3 separate regions of the Mus musculus genome follow, and all the other regions are linked to region 1. Evidence: chromatin loops called from intact Hi-C (ENCODE). Cell type or tissue: heart. All regions are shown on one strand.

Region 1 (8,000 bases):
TAATTTCTCCCGAGCTCTGGCTGTTTAATATGGTTCTGAGAGCATTCAGTCACACGGTGGCTGGCATTTATGGTCCAGGTCCTTTGCATATCAGATAGCATTATGTTATGTACACAGCCGGCAACTTGGGCGGGGGGCCAGGGAGTACGGGAACACAGGCAGGTTTCAATATGGGAAAGGGGAAACTGAAGTAGGGTGACCCTAGCCAGAAGATATGACCAGATGGGAAGAGAGCAGATGTGGATTTGACCCTCAGCTAGCCACGGGGGGTGGGGGTGGGGTGGGGGGTGGCACACCTAAGATGAAATTGGGGAAGTAGACAGAGTGAAAGCAGATACTCCTCTCCCTCCTCCCCTCGCTCTCCCCCTCCTCCTCCAAATCCCTCTCTTCCTCTCCCTCCTCTCCTTCCTCCCCCTCCTCTTCCTCCTTTCCCCCTCCTCCATCTTCATTGTCATCTTCTTTAAATTTTCTTTTTTTTAAAGATTCATTTATTATTATTCATTAGTACACTGTAGCTGTCTTCAGACACACCAGAAGAGGGTGTCCGATCTCATTATGGGTGGTTGTGAGCCACCATGTGGTTGCTGGGATTTGAACTCAGGACCTTTGGAAGAGCAGTCAATGCTCTTAACTGCTGAGTCATCTCGCCAGCCCTATCTTCTTTAAATTTTACATGTATGGATGTTTTGCTTTGCGTGTATGCCTGTGTACGGCATGTCTGTCTATGTACAGTGTGAATGCTTGGTACTTGCTGAGGTCTGAGAAGGATGCTACATCAGCTGGAACTGGACTTACAGATGGTTATAAGCCACCACATGGGTGCTGGGAACTGAACCCAGGTCCTTTCAAAGGACTACAAGTGCTCTTAACCACCGAGCCAACTCTCCAGCCCTCCGAGTTCTATTCATTATTCATGTATATCAGGGCTGTTGGCCCTCTGCATCAAGATGCCAGCCTTTTGGTCTGGGGCAGATGCAGCCTCAGACTTCTGATATGTGCCCAAGCCTGATGGCATCCAGAGATGTGTTCCTTCGGTAGCTACAGCTTCTGGGGACATGTCAAAGTCTTAGTTTTGTAATTGTCTGTTTCAAAAATGGACAAGCTAACAGCTAGTCGCCGAGAGCTACTCAGCTTTCATTTCGCAGGTAAGAAAACAAGCTCGTGTCCCGTGGCTTTCACGGGAGACCATCTCTCCGCCCGGCCCTCCTTCCTGTTCCATGCTTGCCAGCTAGCCACGTTAAAGCAAGAGTGAATGGAGAGAGCTAGCTCTCATAACGTCATCCTGAGGAACCATGGGCAAATCTGACAGTGTGACTGAAAGTATCTGTATTAAAAGAACGTACTTAGAGGCTGGGAGGCTCTGTGGATGAAGTGCCAGCTGGGCCAGCCTAGCTATCTAAGTTTGAGTCCCCAGAAGCCAGGTGTGAGCCACGTACAGCAGTGCACACGTGTGTAACCCCAGCCTGCCTCTACTGGGAAGATTGGTGACAGACACTCTGGAAACTCAAGAGCCAGCTCAAGCACAGAAAGCAACCTTGAACCAAGACACCCTGAGTCAAACAACACAGAAGACCAACACCCAAGATTGTTACTGACCCCTGTTGTGAGACTGTTCCTGGGAAATGTGAACGGATGGCTCTGCACCCCAGAAGGGGTACCAACAGCAACCCAAAGTAAGGAAGGACACCACCAAAGCCATCATGGTGAGCCGGTGAGTTTGATTGGGGTTACTGCAGGAGCAGAAATGACTCAAAGACAGCTGCATCACCGAAGCCCACATCCAGCATGGGTGAGTCTTGAAATCTGCAGTGTGCTGCACAGCCTGCAAGCAGCTTGTCAGGGTGGAGACTGTCTCCTGTGGTCAGTTTAGGAGATCTGAGCCTATGCAGGCATCTTTACTGATGCCTGTTTCTTCCAAGAGATTTCTCTGGCCTGAGCCTCTTCTGGTAAGCTCAGGTTGTCTGACCATGTCTGTCAGCAGCCCTTATAGGTTATAAATCTTTGAGGGGCAGGGCTCAAGACAGGGTTTTTCTGTGCAGCTCTGGCTCATTCTGTAGACCAGGCTACCCTCATACTTAGAGATCAAGCTGCTTCTGCCTCTTAAGTGCTGGGATTAAAGGTGTGCGCCACCACTGCACAGTTAGTCCTTATAAGTTATATGCTGGGAAAGGTAGAGGCCTAGTATATCTGGTCAGTTTCAGGGACTTCCTGAAACATTGCTTACTTCCTTAAGGAGTATCCCTGCAAACACACACACACCTAAATAGAGACACACAGAAGTACCCATACACACACACACACACACACACACACACACACATATATATATATATAAACACACAGAAACACTCACATATAACACACAAAAACACATACATACACACACAAATAGACACACAGAAACACACACATACACATATATAGATACACAGAAACACACATACACATGGAGAGAGAGAGAGAGAGAACATCTGGTGTTGTAAGCAAGCTTCCTCTAAGACAGAATGTTTTATCTTCAGGAAATTGCTACACAAAACCTCTCCATTTTGGAGAAGCATGTCTCTAGAAAGCTCCATCACACAATGGAACACACTCACACACATACACAGAAACAATCAGAAACTTTTAAGGTATGTACACCCACAAATACACACATACTCCCTCCCTGTCTCTCCCCTTTCTCCCTCTCCCTCACAACCAATCCCCAGGAAAAGATGTAGAGATGACACAGATGATGGAACAAGCGGAAGTCCTCGCACATCCCAGTGCACACGATGAATTTAAAGCTTTACATTACGATTGCTGGAGAAATGGAAGGCTTAGGTCAAAACTGAAAGACAGAAAGCCTTCACCTTGAGCAGCGGTGTTTTAGATGCCACAAGGGCAGGCCAGTCAACTGAAATCTACCCAACCTGAGGCACAGCAGAAAAGGAAACCTGAAGGTAAGCCAGGAGCAGAGGCTTGGAAGTCACCAAAGCAAGCCAGCCACACTGGCAAACTCAGCCAGAGTCAGAGCTACAGAAATAGATAGGAGCTGGGGATGTCCCATGCTTGACAAAAATGTTACCTTCAACAATAATCAGGAAACCCCAAATAGACACACACACACACACACACACACACACACACACACACCATACACACAGAGATTAAACCACAGAAAACAAATGATCAAGGAAAAGCTTCAAGCCAGGCAGTGGTAGTACACACCTTTAATCCAGCTTGAGAGGCCGAGATAGGCGGATCTCTGAGTTCGAGGCCAGCCTGGTCTACAAAATGAGTTCCAGGACAGCCAGAGTTACACAGAGAAACCCTGTCTCGAAAAACAAACAAAGCAGCAGGACACCCTATTCTCAGTGTATACCCACCATCACAGGGTAGGTGACAGGCACAAAGAAGTCCTGAGCCTAGATGCTGAGGACCCTGAGCATCCTGTGTGCTGGAAGTGGCCATGTCACATGGGATGGTGGGACTGTCAAAGAGCTGACAACCAAGACCCACATTGGAATCCCTTCAACTAAGAGCTCTGGCAGTCACTGCAGGCAAGCAGACAGAAGCCCAGAAAAGGCAGCACTTAGAAGCCAGAGCCCCGTCATCCTTGGTGTGACTCTTGCTCCCTCTAGTGGCAGATCTGAGCTCCGTGGCTGCAAGCAAAGAAGAAAACCTTTGTGGGGTGGGGTCCATCTCCAGGATAACAAAGCAAAGCAGGGAGGGTGCTAAGGAGCTGAGGGATGAGACTCTGAGAGCTGACAGTACATAGCAGGCCAGAAGCAAGGCAGTAAAGCCTAGGGGAAGGAAAAAGACTGTAAACTCACAATCTGGAACTGTATCCAAGAAACGAACTGTCTTAGTCAGGGCTTCTATTCCTGCACAAACACCATGACCAAGAAGCAAGTTGGGGAGGAAATGGTTTATTCGGCTTACACTCCCATACTGCTGTTCATCACCAAGGAAGTCAGGACTGGAACTCAAGCAGGTCAGGAAGCAGGAGCTGATGCAGAGGCCATGGAGGGATGTTCTTTACTGGTTTGCTTCCCCTGGCTTGCTCTTATAGAACCAAGACAACCAGCTCAGAGATGGTTCCACCCACAAGGGGCCTCTCCCCCTTGAACACTAATTGAGAAAATGCCTTACAGTTGGATCTCATGGAGGCATTTCCTCAACTGAAGCTCCTTTCTCTGTGATAACTCCAGCTGTGTCAAGTTGACACAAAACTAGCCAGTACACGAACAGAAGCAATTAAATGGGCTGTCAAGACAGGAGCTCAGAGCTACACATCTGATCAGAGTAGACTGTGAACTTAAAACTGGAATAAAAGCCAGGTGTGGTGATGCAGATGGTTTTAATTCTAGCCTTGGGAGGCAGATCTTTGGGGGTTTGAGGCTAGCCTGGTTTGTTATACAGAGAAATCCTGTCTTGAAAAACAAACAAGAGGCAGGCAGATTTCTAAGTTCGAGGCCAGCCTGGTCTACAAAGTGAGTTCCAGGACAGCCAGGGCTATACAGAGAAACCCTGTCTCGGGGGGGGGGGGGGGGGGAGAAAGAAAGAAAGAAAAAAAGGAAAAACAAACAAAAAAGGTGAAACAAAACCAGGAGCGTTTTGGAAAATTTTGAGAAAATCTTCAAGATCTAGGATTGGAGGGAGAATTCTCACACTGCACCAAATGGAGTCCAGGGGGTTGGAGAGGGCACGTGGAAAGTCTACTACAATATCCACTTATTCAAGGGACTTGCATATCTGCAGAAGATGGGGTCTTGCTATCCTGGAAGTGCTAGAATCTCCTACAGACATTGAGGGATACCTCTGTACCCTACAGAAATGCTTCCCTGTGGAACTCAAATGCTCACAACAGCGGGCCAACACTTTTAAACCATCCAGTGCCTGTGGGTAGAGCAAACTAGTATCTTCATAGCTGGACCACTTAAGCCACATGCAATGTGTACATCTCAGAGATCAGCAAAAGCACCCGAGCTCAGGAGCGTAGGCAGAGGCCAGTCTGCCCACCAGTGTTGGTAGGCGAGTACAGGGGAGTGTGGAGTCCCAGCAACAAATGCCCTGTTCCCGAGGGCACCTTCACATGTGAATACAAGTGGTGACACTGTAGCATGTCATTTTGTATGCACTTCAGCTGTGTGCCACACGACCTCCCATCATACTGAGACAAAACTTTGACCACCACCAGATGGATTGAATCAGTGAGAGGTGGGGCAGAGCGCAAGGAATCTCTCTCAAAGCAAGACACAGAGACAACGTGGTAATGAGGAATGAAGATACAAGTTTAATGAGGCAGGGGGTTTAGGGGAGTACAGGGGCCAAACTAACTAAACTGACAAAGGAGAGAGCTGTGTGCACTGATCTGGATGGGAACGGTCCCCAGTGTTGGAGATGTTTAGAAGGATTAGGACTTAGGGCCTTGTTGATGTGTCATTGCCAGTGTGTCCGGCCTGCCTCCTGCTTGTGGAAGATGGGAGCTCTCAACTGGGGCTCCAGCCTCCCTTCCACCAGCATGGCCCCCAACCCTCTGGAACTGCAAGGCCAGTCAATCTCTCTCATATAAATTGCCTTGGTGTCTTATCAGAGACTGGTGGGCAGCCTTTTGGGAACGACCCTGGCAACTGGGCATCCCAGTGGAAGTGGGGAGCTGCTGCTGGAGGTGGAGGCATCCTGACACAAGCTGAAATCATAGCATGAACTGCCCAGGTCAGACTGGCCTAAAACCAGGTAAGACACAAATCCCCTTAAATAAAAGTGTAGTCCCAATAAAAATGGGACTCCACACACCCTAATATGGAAGAAATTTCTGGAACCACATGAAGTGTAGGCATGTGGACTAGCCTACTAGCTAGCAGGGTCCTGTAAGCATAATGCTATGTACCCAACCTACAGGCATTAAGGCCCCTGAAAGTGGGACCAATTAACAGGCTCCGAAGCTATGCCTAAGGGACCAGGAGCCACTGCAGGCCCCAGGGCCAGGAAAGCCAGAGCCAGATGGTAGGACATGGAGGCCCAACACCCTCCTCTACCCCACCCTTAGTGCTTCCACTGGCTACACTCACACAAGTAAGTGGACCCTGGGACATGCACAGATGTCACTGTGGCATAGGACAATCATGAACACTGGGGCTTGAGAAAAGTGGAGACAGGACTGGGATTGTTGGGGTGGGCCTGCCTGCTGCTCACTATGCTGTTTGGCTCTGTGACTCACCAGGACCTTAGGAATAACCCCACCATGAAGGCCACCATCTCTCCTTTGACACAAGGACTCCCCATCACTGTCTGTGTGGCTGTCTCAGAGCCTACAAGGCAGACACCAGGGACTTCAGATACCCCTCGAGTCTCTCAGCTCCTTGCACTGACCATCCGGCCATGACGGCCCTGTGAGGACTGGTGCTTTGCAAGCATGGGCTCTACCTGGCTCGCAGGCTACGCATGACCAGAGGACTGAGCGAATGCAGCACTGGCTCAGCAAAGCTGTATTCCTGGGCCCTCAGACTTCTCTCATTTATCTCCGACTAGTTAGGACCCAGCCCACAGCCCAGTTGGCACATCCATGTCTCCAGGGACCGACCACACATCCCAGCATCCAGAACACGTGACATTAGCTCCTAGACAGAGGTGAGCACCCTGCTCCGTGAACACCACCCATTCGACTGATAGCTGCTTGTGGCCACAAGACTATTTCTACTGCGTGTGGAGGCCAGACGATGACACTGGGCATCTTCCTCGACTGTTCATCTTGAGACAGGATCTCACAGAGCCCAAAATGTCACTGTTTAGGCTAGGCTGCCTCAGTCTGCAGCTCCAGTATTAGGGTTACAGTTATGCTAGGCTATGGCCTTCCTTTGTTCTGTATGTTTGGGTGGTACCTAAACTCGGGTCTCATCTCCCCAACCCAAGACGGTCTCTGCTGCAGCTCGTCTGGGAAATAGCACGAGAATAGACAGAGCTGGACAACACCCCTCTCTAACCACCAAGAGCCATGTCATTTGAAGAGCATACACACATTGAATGTCTTAAGATCAGCTATGGAGGCTGCTGCTGAACATTCCAGAAAGCTATGCAAAGTTTGTCTTTATTGATGCTGTGATTTCTGTTCATTTCCTTCTGTTCTGCAGTGTATGCAGAGTTCAGAGCAACAGAACCACGAGGTCACCATCATTCCCTGTAAAACAAGGCTGGCCTGGCAAGGTCACACCCTCAGAGCCCCAAAGCTTGCTCAGTCTGCTCAGCCCAGCCCAGGAGTGCGAACAGCACCAACTGAATCTGCCTCAAAACAGCAAGCAGCTACAGAGCCATACAGAGCTCCACCTGGAGAGCCCCCGGCAATGATGTGAAGGCAGGTCCTGTCCTGCAGGTCTCCCTAGAGCTCCCCAGGGACGACACTGTGGGCCCCGACAGACATGCGTGGTGCTGTGGGCCAGTGTATCCTTCAATGTGAAGGTGCTTCCACACAGCTCTAGACTCTTAGCTAAGCTAACACCACCTGCCTTCCCTGCAACCCGGCAGGAGCCTGTTCTCAGTGACAAAGGCAGACTCTGGAGATCAGGGACTGTTGAGCTAGTGGTAGGGACTGAGCTGCCGTGATCTCCCTCCCTAGGGATGAACCAGGGAGGAGGAGGGAGAGAGCTGCCCACAGGGCCTCAGGAATGAGAGCTGTGGCCATGTCCAAGGTCAGCAACTAAGGGCTGACTGGCCCGGGCACGCCTTTTTGGTCTGTTCCGGGGACCCTGGGAAGGGGCTCCTTTGCCGCTTCTTCTTCAGCTGCTGCTGCAGTCTCTCTTCCTTTTTCTTCAGGTAAGAGGTCATGTTGTCAAAGGTGGCCTTGTACAGGCTGCGGAAGCTGTCATCTGTACCAACAGAACCTATGACAAGGACAAGAAGAGATGCCAGGTGAGTGACTTGGAACATGGCCCAGCACTACCTCCTCTCACTGGATGGCCTTGGGAATTTTTTTGTTTTTTTGTTTTTTTTTGTTTTTTCGAGACAGGGTTTCTCTGTGT
Region 2 (8,000 bases), 51 kb before region 1:
CTCCACAGAATCCCCATGACACCAACAGGATATGAGTGACCCAGGTTAGTCCTCCCTGGCCCTGGGTATGGTCAGCCTTTTTGATCGCGGGATAAGCATTCGGATTTGCCTTTCTAGCGACTGTGGATGCTGCCTAGGTCTCATGCTCACACCTGTCTGCACACAGCCTGTTTCCAAATTGAGCTGTCTTCTGCTGTGGAGTCCTGATGGCTTTTCCCACACACTGTATTCAAATCATGGTCCGATACTCCACTTGCAAATACTCCACCCGAGCTGTAGATTTGTCTTCTGCTCTCCTTTGGGGGGGGGGGGGGGGCGTGACTTATTTTTTACTTATTTCATTTTTATTTTATGTATTTGTTTCTTCACTTATTTTGACTTTTCAAGACAGGGTTTCTCTGCATGTAGCCCTGACTTTCCTGGAACTTGTTCTGTAGACCAGGACCTGGTCTATACACACACACACACACACTCATACACACACACACACACATTCACACACACAGACACTCTCACACACTCACACACACATACACCAAAACACGGAATCTGTTTTGTGTTGGCAAACTACCCCTGAGCATGTGGCTGCCTGAAGCATGGTTTCAGGCTGTCTTTTCATCCCCCTAACACTATTCTTCAATTAATTTTGATCAAGTGGCTTAGTGATTTCCCCTGTGTATTTGGACGTCACGTCTAGGAAGTCCCTGACTTCCTCCACACTCTGCAGGTTGTGTCCCTGTGTGTTATGGTTTACAGCCATGGACAACACATTTTGCATGAGTTTTTTGCCTGTGAAATAATCTATTTCCACAAAAGAGCTTGCTGCATGGTTTTTTTTTTTTTTTTTTTTTTTTGGGACAGGAAGAAACTTAAGCCTGCAATACTGGATTAAGGAGGATTGACATCTTTGCTGTGTCAAATTTACTAGGTCATTAACACCAGTTGTTATTTACTTATGTATCTTTTCCAGTGACATTTGGAGCTTGGGGCATATAAATTCTGCATGTTTTGTTATGTTTGTGCCTGAGTCTTCAAGCTTTTCTGAGTAACTATCAATGCAATTGAAATTTTAATATAATCGTTTGCATATTATTAGTATTGTGTGTGTATCTCATGACCTTGTTAAATTCACTTGTTGGCTCCAGAAGAGGTGTGTGTTGCATTTTGTAGAATCCTTGGAATGTTCTGTGTAAAGAGTCGTGGCATCAGCAGTCAGGGGCTGCTGGCTTATTTCTTCCTTTCTGACCTGTGTGCTTTTTTTTCCTTTTTTGTCTTTTCGAGACAAGGTTTCTCTGTATAGCCCTGGCTGTCCTGGAACTCACTCTGTACACCAGGCTGGCCTCGAACTCAGAAATCCTCCTGCTTCTGCCTCCCAAGTGCTGGGATTAAAGGCGTATGCCATCACCGCCCTGCCTTTTTTTTTTTCCTTTTAAAGATTTTATTTATTTATTTCATGTATATGAGTAGACTGTAGCTGCCTTCAGACACACCAGATGAGGGCATATGGATCCCATTACAGATGGTTGTGAGACACCATGTGGTTACTGGGAATTGAACTCAGGACCACTGGAAGAGCAGTCGGTGCTCTTTTTTTTTTTTTTTTTTAAGATTTATTTTTATTTTATTATATGTGAATACACTGTAGCTGTCTTCAGACACTCCAGAAGAGGGCGTCAGATCTTGTTACAGATGGTTGTGAGCCACCATGTGGTTGCTGGGATTTGAACTCAGGACCTTCGGAAGAACAGTCGGTGCTCTTAACCACTGAGCCATCTCACCAGCCCACAGTCGGTGCTCTTAACAGCTGAGCCACGACTTTTCTTCTTACAGGATGTGAAGTCAGGTGGCCATGGGTTATCTACACCCACTCGCTTGAAATGTTCTGGGTCTTAGGTAGGGAGCACCCTTTTGGATGATTAGGAGACACAAGCTTGAGGCAAAGATGCCATTATTTATGATAGACAGGTGACTGTAGGCCATACAGAGAAGCCAGCAGCATAAGAACAAAGACAGAAGGTGACCTGTAGGTGAGTGCCTTTATTGTGACCTGTAGGTGAGTGCCTTTATTGTGACCTGTAGGTGAGTGCCTTTATTTTGACCTGTAGGTGAATGCCATTATTGTGACCTGTAGGTGAATGCCTTTATTGTGACCTGTAGGTGAATGCCTTTATTGTGTCCTGAGAATTACTGCATGGGGTTCCTCCTGGGGAATTATAATTGGTGATTTAAAGCAAGCAGACATGAGTTCTGAAAGGTCCCAGTGTTGGCGAAATGGTTACCATAGCATAGGGCTGCACATTGTGTGCCAGGTGTGGGGCAGCAGGTGAGTCAGGTAGGCTGTATCTAGCTGCCCAGAGGGCGGTGGTCAGCTGGAGGAAGTGGTTTAAGGCAGACATCTGGGTTGACACCTGGGTAGATGGGAGGCAGACAACCGGAAGCTGGGTTGGGGTGACTGAACCTGCATTCAAAGTGAACCCACAGGGAGTGTAAGGTCACGAGACACCAGAAGACCAGCCTATACACAGTAAAATAGAGAAGGCTTAACAGGTTGATCTAGGCCAGAGGTTCAACCTTCCTAATGCTGAGACCCTACAATACAATTCTTCACGATGTTGTGACCTCCAACTATAGAATTATCCCTTTGCTGCTTCCCAGCTGTAATTTCACTACTGTGATCTTAGGCGACCCCTGTGAAAGGGTCGTTAGTGACCCAGAAGTTGAGAACCACTGATTGATTGATTTGGGTTTTTGGTTTTTTGTTTTTATTGTGTCCAGTGAATAAACACTAGCAAATATATTTTAGGAAGGAAAAAAGGGAAAGGAGAGGAGGGGAGGGGAGGGGAGGGGAGGGGAGGGGAGGGGAGGAGAGGAGAGGAGAGGAGAGGAGAGGAGAGGAGAGGAGAGGAGAGGAGAGGAGAGGAGAGGAGAGGAGAGGAGAGGAGAGGAGAGGAGAGAAAGGGAAGAAGGGAGGGGAGAAGATAGGAAAGGGTAGAGAGGAAGGGAGGGTAGAAGAGGAAGGGAGGGGAGGGGAGAGGGGAGGGGAGAGGAGGGGAGGGGAGGAAAGGGGGGGGAAGGGGAGGCATAATGGCTGAAACCCGTGCTCCTATCATATGGGAGGCTGCAGTATAAAGATAGCCCAAGTCAGAGGCCAGCCTGGACTACTTAGCAAATCCTGCCAAAAGCAAGGTAGGAAGGGAACACAAAGCGCCCGGAAATAGATCAGACCAGGCCAGTGCTCCTGTCATGTTGAATGTCCATAGGAGGGGGTGTTACAACAGCTTGTTGTTGAAGACGCACGGAGATGGAGTGTGGTGTCCGCACACGGAAGCATCTTCCGGGGTTCACATAGCAGGCTATACCATCCAGCCCCAACCGCAGAACTTCCTTAAGGGACTCCATGCCATCTGCATGTGCCAGCACAGTGTCGCCTAGCCCTGTGCTGCTTGAAATGGTATTCTCACGGCTGATGACCGGACTTGCTAATTTTGGAGTTTTTAGGGTCATGAGCCTGGTGACGATCGATGTACCTTCATGGCAGGTTCTTGCTATGGGGCACCGATGCAACCCAGTCTCCGCAGTAGACTAAGACAGCAGTTAGACACGGGAGGACATGCACGGCACCCCTGCATTCCCGTGAAGCCCATGAGCCGGCATCTGCTTAGATCAGGACAGAGGTGGCCTGGGGAGGGGCGGCGACTAAGGGAGCCCAAGGAGACTTCTGGTGCCGATCATGTTCTGTTCCTTAGACTGAAGGTGACCAAGATGTGAGGGGGAAAACACTTCTTTCTCATTGTAAAATTAATATATACGTTCGTGGTAGAAAATAAGGGTTCTCTGAGACATCAAAAATAGCAAAATGGAATCTCATAAACAAAAGATAACTATTGTTAGTGTTCTGGAAGTTTCCCTCCCAACATGTTTGAAAAAAATGGAAGCTTTCTATGTTACTTTTCAAAGATCATTTGAATGAAGCTTTTAAGGTTTGTTTAATGTGTATGTGCTTGTCTCTGTACTGTGTACCTGCCTCATACCTGTGGAGATCAGAAGGGGCATGCGATCCCCTGGGACTGGAGGTTTGTGTAGCTGGTTGACTGTGGGCCTCTGTGTGGTGCTAAGAATCAGACCCTGGTCCTCTGCGGGAACAGCAAGTGTTCCTAACCTCCGAAAGATTTCTTTAGCCCCTAAAAACCGCTTTTTAAGTCTAATAACAGATGTTAACTTCTTCTGTTGGTTTTTGTTTTGTTTTGTTTTGTTTTTAGAGTCAAGGTCTTGCTATGTCATCCTGGCTGGCTTATCATGGGTAGATCCTCCTGCCTCTGCCTCTAGACATGAACATTTTAAAATAATTATTTAAAATAATTATTTAGTTTTTCCCTCTCCTTTCCATTTTAGACAGGATCTTGTTATGCAGTTAAAGCTAACCTTAAACTTGCTCTTCTCACCCACCTGGCCTGCTAACTCCTGCCCCACTCTCCCTGGGATTTAAAGGTGTGCTGAGCTGGATTTATTATCAATAGTAGAATATGAGTCTACAATGCACACACATCTTATTTAATTTAACAAATCCTGAGGCCACAAGATGGCTTGGTAGTTAAAGGCACTTGCCAACAAGCCTAGAGACCTGAGTTTGGTTGCCAAAATCCACATAGCAAAAGGAGAGACCAGACTCCTACAAGTTGGTTTGCTCCGTTTTGGTTGCTGGTGAGAGTTAAGCGTCAGGCCAACAAAGAAGAGTCTATGAATTCCTTTCTAGAGTCTCTGAGTTTGGGGGCCATGAACAAATGCTTAGCTGGGACACGAAGGTCTCCCCTTCCCAAGAGCACAGATAGAATCACTTCAAAGGGTGATGTCATGACCGTCTGCAAGTCCCAGAACTGGGCTGGTCAGGAAATAGGAAAGAGACAAGTTATGATCAGCCTGGGACCTGAACCTTGTAAAACCAACCACCCAGCCCAGTTTTACAGGGCTAGCCAGAAGAGGCCAGGCCTGCTCCACCCAGCCCGCTTCCTCTCTGCAGGCCCATCCTGAGAACACCATGTTTTCACTCACTGGCGCATTGACCCCACTCTGCCATGCTAATAGTCCCCATAAAACGAGCACCGTGAGAACGCTGCCCATATTTAGAGCCCCCGAAGCCTGCCTGCCTTATCTAGCTGTAGCAGTGTCTGGAGAACATCAGCCCTGGGGCCACTGGCCATGGACCAGGACAAGCAGGCAGCAGAGAAGAGGAGAAACCGGTACCCAGGGAGGCCCTGCTACCTGTGATGGACAGCCCAAACATCCTTCCACAGTAGCACCTGTGGCTCACACAGGGATAGTAGTACCCTTAGCCACCTGCCTGTCTCCACGGCTGTCCTGCCAGCCTCAATTGGTTTCTCTTCTTCGGTTTGTAGAACGAGAAGAACTTATCCAGGGCGTGCTGGCCCAGGTGGCGGAACAATTTTCCAGGTACCGTATGCTCTCTGTACATCCTTTCCAGACTCACGGGAGCTGGCCCTTAGCCAGTCAGCCCTCTGTAGTTTCTGTAGCCAGCCTAGCAAACCTTCACCATATCCCCAAAACCCTGTCCAATGGCCGCTTGTAGAACATGAGTTCTGGAGGTGGCGAATACATCCCCCTTCATTCTTCTAAGGCTCAGAGCTATCTACAAAACACCCTTCTACCAAGGGGTGTTTCCCACTGAGATGCTGTCATGTGAGTGGATGGCTTCCCTTTAGTTTGCCAACACCCTAGAATTCCGTTGTCAGTTTCCCAAAGTGACTTCTGTATGGTATGTTCTTGTCACTTAGAACCAAATGATTGAACCACCATGGGGCATCGCACCCCACAGCTGCCCTTACTGGGCAGGGCAGGGCATAGGCATGGGTCAACCCAGCTTAAGTCTACTCTGAGAGCCCAGGACAGAGTAGTAATAACACCAGACATTATTCGTTCTTTAAAAGCACCTCCTGCTGTCTTGGTCCCCTCCCCAGGCTCCCTGGAGACCTCACCCCAGGCAGGGACCTATAAACATTTGCTGGTCTGGGTCTTGTGTTTTATCTTTTTTCCCTGCTTTTTGCCCCCAGAGCGTTTAAGATCAACGAGCTGAAAGCCGAAGTTGCAAATCACCTGGCCGTGCTGGAGAAACGGGTGGAATGTGAGTGGAGTTGTTATTGTTGTTGTTGTTGTTGTTTTTCCTTTCTGCTTATGTTGTCTTTTAACCTCTGTTGGAATCAGCCACTTAGAACAGTGAGCAGTTCGTTGCTGAAGGCAAATGCGAGCTTTCTGTGTGCCACTCTGATTTGACAGAGGCTGGCCAAGGGCAGATCTCAGCACACGTTTCTGTTAAAGCACCGCTTGTATGAAGCTTTGTGCACCGAACACAACCCATAAACCCCAACGGCCTCTGTCTGGCCCGGTAGAAGCTCTGCCAGGGCTGTAGCTCTTGTTCCTCTCTCCATGAGGCAGGAGGGGGGGAGGGGCGGGGGTCTTCTCTTCTCTTCACACGGCTGTGCAGCTTGCTTCTGCAGAGTGTGGAAGAGGTGACATTTTGGTCCCAGTTTCTGACCACTACAAGCAAGAGAGAGTCAAGTCCAGTTTCCATTCCATTTCCAAAGAGCCAGCCAGGTTTGGGGAGGGAAATAGCTTCAAGTCACCTCATCCGCCGTGACAGGATCGATGAAGGATCGATGCTTCTGCTCCACAGGCCCATGGAGCCCGTGTTGCACCCTCGGCTTCACAGCCAGGTTCTCTGTCACTGTCAGGCTCAGTCTGGTGATAACTGGGCACCTGATTTGTTAGCTTGGGCTGAGTAAACAAAATTTAAACAGGAGACCAGCACCCCTGAAACATATGTGACTGACTCTGTTCATAAGACAAAATGCTGCTTTTTTGTGGGGGGATTTTTTTTAATTGCTTCTCATTAAAAAAAAAAAAATTCTATCATACAAGACCTGGCTCTTCGGAATAAGCTGGTACACGTTTCCCACCGTCCTGTGTGTACCTCTCAGCATGCATTGGCTTTCCCCAAGTCAGCTGGTCTTTGGGTCCTCAAGACTATCTTGTCCCACCTGGGGATGGTGAGGAGCCACAGAAAAGTTAGTGACCGCTCCAGCAAAGGACGGCACACAGGAGGCATGTGTAAGTCACAGCAGTGCCCACTCCAACGTGCTGGAAGCTGACCGCTCCAGCTTGGGAAGTGTCAGCAAGGCTGGTTCCTCTGGGATCTGAGGGAGAGTCCGTTCTAACCTGACTTCCGTTAGTCCTTCCCACTCCCTAGCTAGTATGGCTGCCGCCTGATCCTGTCGTCCATGCCCTGTCTGTTTCTTGTAAGGACACTGCCATTTGAATCAAGGATGTTCCCATTGCAAGTTCTTTACCTAATATCTGCCAAGGATCTTTTGTTTAAATCAAGTGGTAGTCTCAGGATCCTGGCCCTGGGTGGCTGGGCAGGCTGCCAGGAAGACACCTTGAGTCACTGTTCCATATAGACACACAACCAGGCACAAACATATACACAAAGACATGGATAGACACACTGGAAAGCATGTGTGCACACGCAGGCCCATCTGGGTGTCATTAACTGTTATCTGTGTCTCAGGGTTAGGGACATCCAGCTGTAAACCCCCACACCACACTGACCTTGTAGTGAACGGAATTTCCTGCTTGCTCTTTGACCTTAAACCAAATACACGTTTCTCCTCTGTGACTGTCAGCACTTTTTCCCCCCGTTCTGTGTAAATGTTTAGCTTTTAAGGAGTCTGGGATTACTGGAGGGTCAAAGGTGATTTCATAACCATGGAACAGCCTGGCCCTTGCCTCCTATCCTGCCTGGAGCTATTCACTTCCTTCCTGGTATGTTGTGGTGGGGACACAGGGCATCCCTGCTCCATCTACTCTTTGTACTCGTGCCCTGGACCGACACCAAGACTTAAACACCAGTGTGGACCGCAGCCAGAGCTGATGCCAGAAGACAGAGGTACCAGGGTACGCAAACAATCCAGAATTTCCATACTGAACTG
Region 3 (8,000 bases), 350 kb before region 1:
GAAAATTGGTGACAGTTCACAATACTGAAGGGCAGGAGGGGGTGTGACCAGGGAGACATGGGGCAAGTCTGAGACTCAAAGAGCCAGGGCGGGTGAATGTGTGGGTGGAGGGGTGTCCCAAACCCCTTGTTCATCTGCTTCTTATCAGATTGTGGGCTGCAAGACCCTCCCACCAGGCCCTGCCTTTTCCACCTCTCGTGTCCTCGGACGGTGGCACTCACGATGGGTGCCTATGATGGCAAATGGCATAGAAGAACAGGTAGAGAAGGTGGAAGCCACCGAGGGAAGAGATGGGAAGGAGACGAGATGAGGAAGTGAGGCTAAAGGGAAAAGAAAGGTGTGTTTCTGATTGAATCAAGAGACTGTTAGTGGCCCTCCGGGGAAGGCAGGGGATGCCACACGGTTGGCTAGGTCAGTGTGGGGCAAGCAAGAGTTAGAGTATCCCGGAGCCTAAGCAGGCTCCAAGCCTGGGACTAACAAGCAGAGCCCAGAGCGATGAAGACAGCTGTGTTGTATTTGGTCTGCTCCACACAGGCCAGGGCCATTCTGGAAATGAATCCACACCTGACCAGATGTCTCTATCGGGTTGGCCTGTGGAGCATTTTCTTGATGTGGAGGCTCAGTATCGGTGCTGCCGCATCCCTAGGAGATGGTCATGGGGCATATAAGAAAGCAGGCTGAGCAACCCAGGAGGAACAATCGCATAAGCAGCACCCTTCGTGGCCTCAGCATTGGCTCCTGTCTCGGGTTTCTGTTCTGAGTTCCTGTCCCGACTTCCCGTCACGGCGGCCTATGATAGGGAAGTGTAAGCCAAGGAAATCGTTCCCTTCTGGGCTGTTTTTGGTCGGTGTTTTCTCATAGGAAAACAAGCCGTAGCACTGTTGTTGGATGACCATGCAGCTGAGTATAACTGGCTCAGAAAATGGAGCAAACTTCACCAAAGAGTTTAAGAAGGAAGCGAGGTAGGAGTGGAGCAAACCCGCGGGCCAAGCCCTAGTCCTGGAACTCGGGGTTCCCCCAACCCCTTACCCTCCCACCTCCCTCCACCCCCTACCCACCCCCATTCCCCATCCCCACCCCCACCCCGGCAGCAGGAGTGGATCACTGGGCAAGGCTAACCAGTCAGCTTAGGCTGGGGAAAGGAAAAGAGATGAGAAATTTATCAGAAGCCAGCCTTACACCATCACCACACCCTCCTGGCCTCTAACTGGAGACATTAATGGTCCTCGGACTGGTGATTCTCAACATTCTTAATGTTGGGATCCTTTAGTATAGTCCCTCATGTTGTGGTGACCCCAACCATAAAATTAGTTCATTGCTACTGTTATGAATCCTAATGTAACTATGTTTGGACTTATAGGTTTGTCAACAGGGCCACCACCCACAGGCCGAGAACCACTGTCTTAGACAATGCAATGAAGAATGGCCCCTGCTGGGGCCTCCTTACCCAGAACTACCTCATTAAAATGAAGCTTCCTTTCAGTAACTTCCATTCGAATGTTACTAAAGATGCTCTCAGGTCAAAAACCACAGTTCAGGGTGACTTCCCAAGGCCCAGATCCCCACTGTTCCTGTTCACATCAAGAAGAGAAGGCAACCAGTGGCCAGGGACCCACATCACAAGTGGGTAGCCTGCAGGGCAGTTGATAAACCAGAAAGACCTGAGGAACTGTGATCAGCAGTCATGCGTTATCCTATAGGGTCTGAGGTCGGAGTCCATTGTGCTCTCTAAAGAGAACTGAGTGTGTGGTCTCATAGAGATGGTAGATTCTGAAGTTCACATAGGCAGAACACTGTTGTTGCTGGAGTGGCCCAGAAGTAACTAGTGGCTTGAGGCTCTCAGAGGGATGGAAGAGTGCTATATGCACTGTTGCTTATATATGCACATGTGCACTCTGATGTGTTCATACACGCGCACATATTCACATACTTACACACACACATGCACATGCATGCATTCGCATACCTGTGTATATACCTGTGTACACTCCATGTATTCACACCTAGGTGCACACACACACACACACAAACACACTCCCGAAAACACGCACACATTCGCGTACGATCGGTGTGTACACACCGCCATTGTACATCTGCCTCAAGGAAACCAAAATAAAAATTGCCAGGTTTTTCAACTTTTCTTTACTTGGAAAATGCTGTGTCTAGCCACTGCTAAGGGTCAAGATGGTTTTAGAAACCCCAGAGATTGATGAAGTCTGGTTGAAACTTTCTTCTGGCTTGCAGCTCCCAGGGAACGGGTGGCTCGGCAGTAGCAACTCTCAGTAGTGACAATCTGGAGATGCAAAAGCAAGGTGGTTGGTCAGGACGCCAAGGAGGCATGAGTGCCTGCGCTCAGAAGTGTGGCTGCCCCATCATAGACAGGTTCTGAACAAGGACAGAGTGGGACAGGAACGATGGGGCCTGTTCTCCCCAAACCGTTAGAGATTCCCCAAGGGAGCCTGCTGACCAGTGTGGGTGGCCATAGAACAAACCCCTGAGAGCAGGCCAAGGCAGGGGAGGGTGTGGCTCAATGAGTAAAGCACCTGTTGTACAAGCCCGAGGGTCCGAGTTCAGATCCCCAGATCCTACATAAAAAGACAGGTGTTGTGGGCATATCTTTAACACTAGTGCTGGGGTTCAGGATTTAGCTCCGTGGTAGAGTGCTTGCCTAGCAAGCACAAGGCCCTGGGTTCAGTCCTCAGCTCCAGAAAACAAGCAAACAAAACAAAAACAAAACAAACAAAACAAAAACCCCACTAGTTTGGGGAACAGGTTGGAGCAGAGCTCACTAGCCAGCCAGCCTAGCCAATCGGTAAACTCTGCATTCAGTGAGAGACCCTGTCTCAAAAACTATGGGGGAGAAGGACTAAGGGAAGCACCCAAACTCTGCAGAGTACCTCCACATGCAGGCACGCACATACACACACAGAGGCACACACTGGTACATACACACAAGTACACACAGTACACACGCACATGTACAAGTACACATACAAATACATACACACTCAGAGGTGTACACACACGGAGGCGCACACACACAGAGATACGATACACAGAGTACGCACACACAGAGGTATACATACAGATACATACACACAGGTACACAGGAACAGTAGTCATGTACACATACAGGTACACATACGGATATAGACACACAGGTACACACTCAGACACAGACACACACACACACAGGAGGGACCCTCAGCAGGTGAGTGTGGGTGGGAATGGCTCTTGCCAGGTTCCAGGCAGGCCCCACCGACAACCATTACCTTCCACAGACTGTGGGAAGAAACACCAGGGCACTTCAAAGATCAGGTTGGAAAAGCAGCAGTTTCGACTGGCACAGTCCTCGGGACTGATGCCCGGGTACCCACAATTCTTGCGAGCTGACACTTCCATGACACACTGCTCCGATTCTGGTTGTGAGGAAGAGCAACATCCAAGGCTTTGTCAGGCTGGACACTCACTGAGGGCTACAAGGTCTGCCTTCTTAGGGACACTGAATTTGCAGGCTCTGAGTGTCCCAAGGAGCTCCTTGGGGGTGGCGTCTCTCAGGAGAGTAATGCCCAAGGACTGGTTGTCCTCCCCACAGGAGGGCACTAATGTTGGGAGGTGATCACAGAACTTTTGCAGAACTGGGGCCTCGGGAAAACCACGTTACCTTCTCTGGACTCAGCATTGAGCTCTGTGAAATAAGAGCAGCCCACTGTACCACGCCCAGAAGCTTGAAGACATTGATATCGAAAGGGACCCTGGACGCAGCCACTAACCTACCTGGTTTTTCTTCAGAGCATGCTGGTCATTTGGGAGGATATTCCCTACCACGAGTGCCCCAGTGGCAAAGCCCATGCCTGCGGTGAACTCACACACAGCTGGCATTCTTGTGCGTACTGTATTCACAGTTTGCCCTGGCTTGAAACCCATCATATCTGATGCCTCCACGCCCCCTTCCCAAGCTGCTTTGGAAGTTACATTTTTATGTACAGGCCAATGGTAGATTTAGGGTATGGGATGGGGATCGGGGAGGGGGTAAGGGTATAGAAGAGGCATTTAAGGCTTCCTTCGTGTTAACCTGGGCTAGCTCTAGCTCAGCTAGGCTTCCAAGCACCTGCTGTAGACCTTGCCCAGGGCCAGGTCCTAAGCCGACAGCTGGCAGAAGGACCTGGCTCTCCAAAGTTTACCTTGGTTTGGAAGTGGGTGGAAACACCAAGGGACCCCAGCGACGCTAGAGTCAAAGCAGCATCCAAGATCAAAGCACTGCTCACTGGTGATGCCCGGGAAGCCACAGTTCTTTCTGTTGTGGGGTGTCAGCCTGGAGCACCGACAGGGGGCTGTGGATAGAGCGAGCCATCATGGTCATCCCTGCCCAGCATGCTAGATGCTTCTTCCAACCTGCCCTGGGAGCTTAGGACACTTGCAGAATCTCATTGCCCAAGGGGTGACATGAGGTCTTATTTTGCCCATGTTAAAGCTATCTGGCTTCCTCCTGGGGAAACCAGGGGAGGCTTTTATTGAAACCATTTCATTTGTGAAAGAAAGAAAGAAAGAAACAAAGAAAGAGGGAAGGAAGGAAGGAAGGAAGGAAGGAAGAAAGAAACAAAGAAAGAAGGAAGGAAGGAAAGAAGGAAAGAAAGAAAGAAAGAAAGAAAGAAAGAAAGAAAGAAAGAGAGGAAGAAAGAAAGAAAGAAAGAAAGAAAGAAAGAAAGAAAGAAAGAGAGGAAGAAAGAAAGAAAGAAAGAAAGAAAGAAAGAAGAGAGGAAGAAAGAAAGGAAGGAAGGAAGAAAAGAAAGAAAGAAAGAAAGAAAGAAAGAAAGAAAGAAAGAAAGAAAGAAAGAAAGGAAGGAAGGAAGGAAGGAAGGAAGAGGTAAAGAGAGAGAAGGGAAGGGAAGGAAGAAGGCGACACAAACCTTCTGTAAAGAGGGTGACTCTATGAACCTATGCAGAAGTCAAGGTCACAAGATAGGCCCAAGACAGCAGGCCCTCCTGTCCTCCTAACCAGGCTGACACCTGTAGACATAGCCCTTCTGAATAAGAGATTCTGGGTGAGCTTCCCACAGCAGCACCCAGACAGCAGGGTGCTGTCTAGCTCCTTGCAATCTGTCACCCTGCCTTTGTCCTTTGAGGGAACATAGAGAAAAAACCCACCTAGTCCAGGTCCTAGATGAACTACAGCCCATCACTCAAGGGGGCTCAGATCCTACCTTTCACCTGCTGGGTCTCCACGGACTTTTACTTACAAGGTTTCTCGCCCTCTACCAGAGCATGCAGTCCCAAAACCAGGACCACTGCCAGCAGGGGGGCACCTCGAGGTCGCATGTCTGCTCCACTGGACCTGGGCAGCCTGCAGAATGCCCAGTTCCCACCAGCTGGCATTTTATTGGCTCCTGTTTGTTTGCTCAATGGCCCTGATAACTGTCCCTTACTCGTGGCCCCAAGCCTCCTAGGTTCTTTGTGCAGAAAAGCTGACATGGCTCCAAGTGGAGGCCCAGAGGAGGTGGGAAAAACCCCTCCGGACATGGGCTGGGTCAGGCTGGGTCGTGCCAGGTTACTGAAAGGGGAATGGGCCACGTATGCAACTGGAATAGGGCACCCACAGGGTCACACCCAGGAAGGGATTAGCCTCGTGGTGTTACTCTGGGTAAGGTTTGTGCCTACTGTAGAGACTTCTTAGGTTTTGTTTTTTGTTTGTTTTCTTTTTTTGTTTCTTGTTTGTTTGTTTTGTTTTGTTTTTTAAATATTTGAAGTGAATGACGCTATGGAGAAACAAAGAGCACAGAGAGAGAAGGTCATTATATCCAGGAGCCTCCCAGGGGAGGGGGAGCATCTCCAGGGGACCCAGTCTGCATTCCTGATGCAAGGCACACCCTACTTCACCTGGCTCCCTGCCAGCCCCAAGGACTGTTGTACACAGAGACCAGCCGCCAGGGCCTAAGGGAGCCGTCATGGGGCAGGCAGCTTTCTTCATCCCTGAAGCTGGACACTCTTTGCCCCGTGGGGATACTTCACTTCCCTCACACAGTGCCTAGGACTGAGATGCCCACCCATGAAATGCCCCGGAGAGGGGATTTGTAAAATGGACACCGAGGACAGAACCCAGGGGATCAGGACAACTCAGAACAGAAATGTCAGAGGAGAGAAGGAGAGGGACTGTGTGTGTGTGTGTGTGTGTGTGTCCTTTGGGGCTGAAGGAGTCTGCCCAGCTGTGGGAGATAGGCTACAGAGTCCATGACTCGGATACAGAATTTAAAAGCCTTGGCCCCATCCCAGGCTCTAAAGAGCAGACCTAAATCCTCAAAACCTCACCTGGATCCTTGCAAACCCAGCAGGGCTCTATTTCTCTGTGGCACATCCCAGCGGTTCTTTATCTCTGTGTTTATTACGTATCTTTGTTGTTGTTGTTGCTGTGCTGTTTTGGTGTCAACTTGACACAAGCCAGGGTCATCTGGCAAGAGATGGAAAGCAGACTGAGTAAGCCATGGGGGGTGGGTGGGGGGAAGCCAGTAAGCAGCATTTCTCCATGGTCTCTGCTTCAGTTCCTGCCTCCTGGTTCCTGCCTCCAGGTTCCTGCTTGGTGGTCCTGTCTGACTTCCCTCAATGACTGACTGATAGGGATGTATTGGATAAATAATTGCTTTTCTATCCAGGTTCCTTTTGGTTATCATAGCAAGGGGCAGTCAACTAGGACAGCCATCAAGATGATAAGACTTGCCAAGAACCCATTTTCTTGAACATCCTCATTCCTCCCTCCTCTCTGGCCCACATCCCAACCCAAGTTCCCCTGCCCCATCAGGGGTTCCGCCAAAGCCACCTGTCCCCTGAAGAGACATTTATCTTTCCTTTGAGCATTATCCCTTCCCCCTGTACAAGCCTGTGTCCTGATGAACAGGCTATCCATATTATGAGCACTGCACCCCCGCCCCATTCCATATAAAGTCAAGGGTACTGCACAACAATAGACAGCCATATCTGTGGGACCAGGCTGTGGGCCAATCACAGAGGCTCAGGAGAACCCCACAGCTACAGTTTCCACTTTATAGGAAAACTTATGGGTGCTGTGGATACAGACTCTGCACTGTGCCACGTCTATTGCACCTGCCTCACTGGGGTCCACTGACCCGTCTCTGATGACAAGGACTCAGTCCCAAGGTCATTGGCCCAAATCTTGGTACAGGCATAAACGGCTTCTGAACCCCAGGCAGGTCACATGCAGACTGATGGCTGCCGGGCTCTGTATCTTCTGTATCTTCTCCTGGACTCTAGGAACTTCCCCTTCTCTCTCTCTCTCTCTCTCTCTCTCTCTCTCTCTCTCTCTCTCTCTCTCAGAACCTGAACTCTCCACGGACAAAACACGGGCTTCTTTCCCGTTCAGTACACTCTCGCTTCTAGCACTTTCTCTGTGGCTACCACAGCAGCTGCTTCCTTAAATCCTAACCCTCGACTCCACAGCAGCTCAGCTCTCCTTGTCTGTGCCTCTTCTCCTCCAGCCCGACTTCCAGGGGGCTCACATCACCACCCCCCCCACTACAACACCAGGAGCACCCCGCTGCCTCCTCCAGGGCTTGCATGTGCAAGCCTCGCGCTGCTGCTTCTGCGCATGCTCTCAGACCAGCCGTGACTTCGTGGTGTGATTTTTCTCATGTCTTCTCTCCACTCCCACCTCCAGCCCCACCCCAGTCTCCCTGCACACCTTGGGGGAGATGGTGTTTATCTATTCAGGCAAACTGGAATTCCTCAGGTACTAGCCAGTCTTTCTCGGAGCACACAGAAAAAAACGGTCCAGACCACCCTCTCCTGTAGGGGACTCTAAAGCCCTGTCAAATGACAGGAATCCAGAAGAGGGAAAGAAGGCAGAGTAGAGAAACAAGAACCAGGCCCAGAACCAGGGTAGCTGGGTGGGAGAAGGAAGAAAACGAAGCCGCAGACCATAAATGTGAGTTCCTTGAGTTCTTAGTCAAATCCTTCACTGCCTTGACCTGAAGGCCAGACAAATCGGATAT

Evidence for each region. Hi-C counts contacts between places; a loop is a spot of excess contacts. Peaks named below come from ENCODE experiments on the same cell type or tissue, not always from the same donor. Only the 100,000 strongest peaks of a DNase experiment are listed, where the experiment ranks them.
Region 2: it touches region 1 in a loop (2.3-fold over the local background); 5 of 42 quality-filtered maps call a loop at or near these places.
Region 3: it touches region 1 in a loop (5-fold over the local background); 6 of 42 quality-filtered maps call a loop at or near these places.

What each region holds. Positions count from the first base shown.
Region 1 is chr17:31,489,067-31,497,066 of GRCm38, forward strand. It overlaps Wdr4 (WD repeat domain 4), which reads right to left. Exons shown (of 11, transcript NM_021322.2): 11 at 5,256-7,862. The coding sequence ends at 7,672. Among named protein-coding and RNA genes, the nearest start is that of Wdr4, 19 kb to the right of the region's middle. In heart, a CTCF peak has its summit at 3,621 (motif pointing left); a DNase peak (open chromatin) is centred at 3,615.
Region 2 is chr17:31,437,773-31,445,772 of GRCm38, forward strand. Pde9a (phosphodiesterase 9A) reads left to right here. Exons shown (of 19, transcript NM_008804.4): 5 at 5,394-5,448; 6 at 6,066-6,136. Among named protein-coding and RNA genes, the nearest start is that of Gm9902, 6.7 kb to the left of the region's middle. In heart, no CTCF peak of the experiment used is centred here; DNase peaks (open chromatin) are centred at 4,989 and 7,869; H3K27ac peaks cover 2,619 bases.
Region 3 is chr17:31,138,930-31,146,929 of GRCm38, forward strand. Tff2 (trefoil factor 2 (spasmolytic protein 1)) reads right to left here and starts at 5,353. Exons shown (of 4, transcript NM_009363.3): 1 at 5,241-5,353; 2 at 4,185-4,334; 3 at 3,273-3,419; 4 at 2,133-2,293. The coding sequence starts at 5,319. The coding sequence ends at 2,280. In heart, no CTCF peak of the experiment used is centred here; no DNase peak of the experiment used is centred here; H3K27me3 peaks cover 520 bases.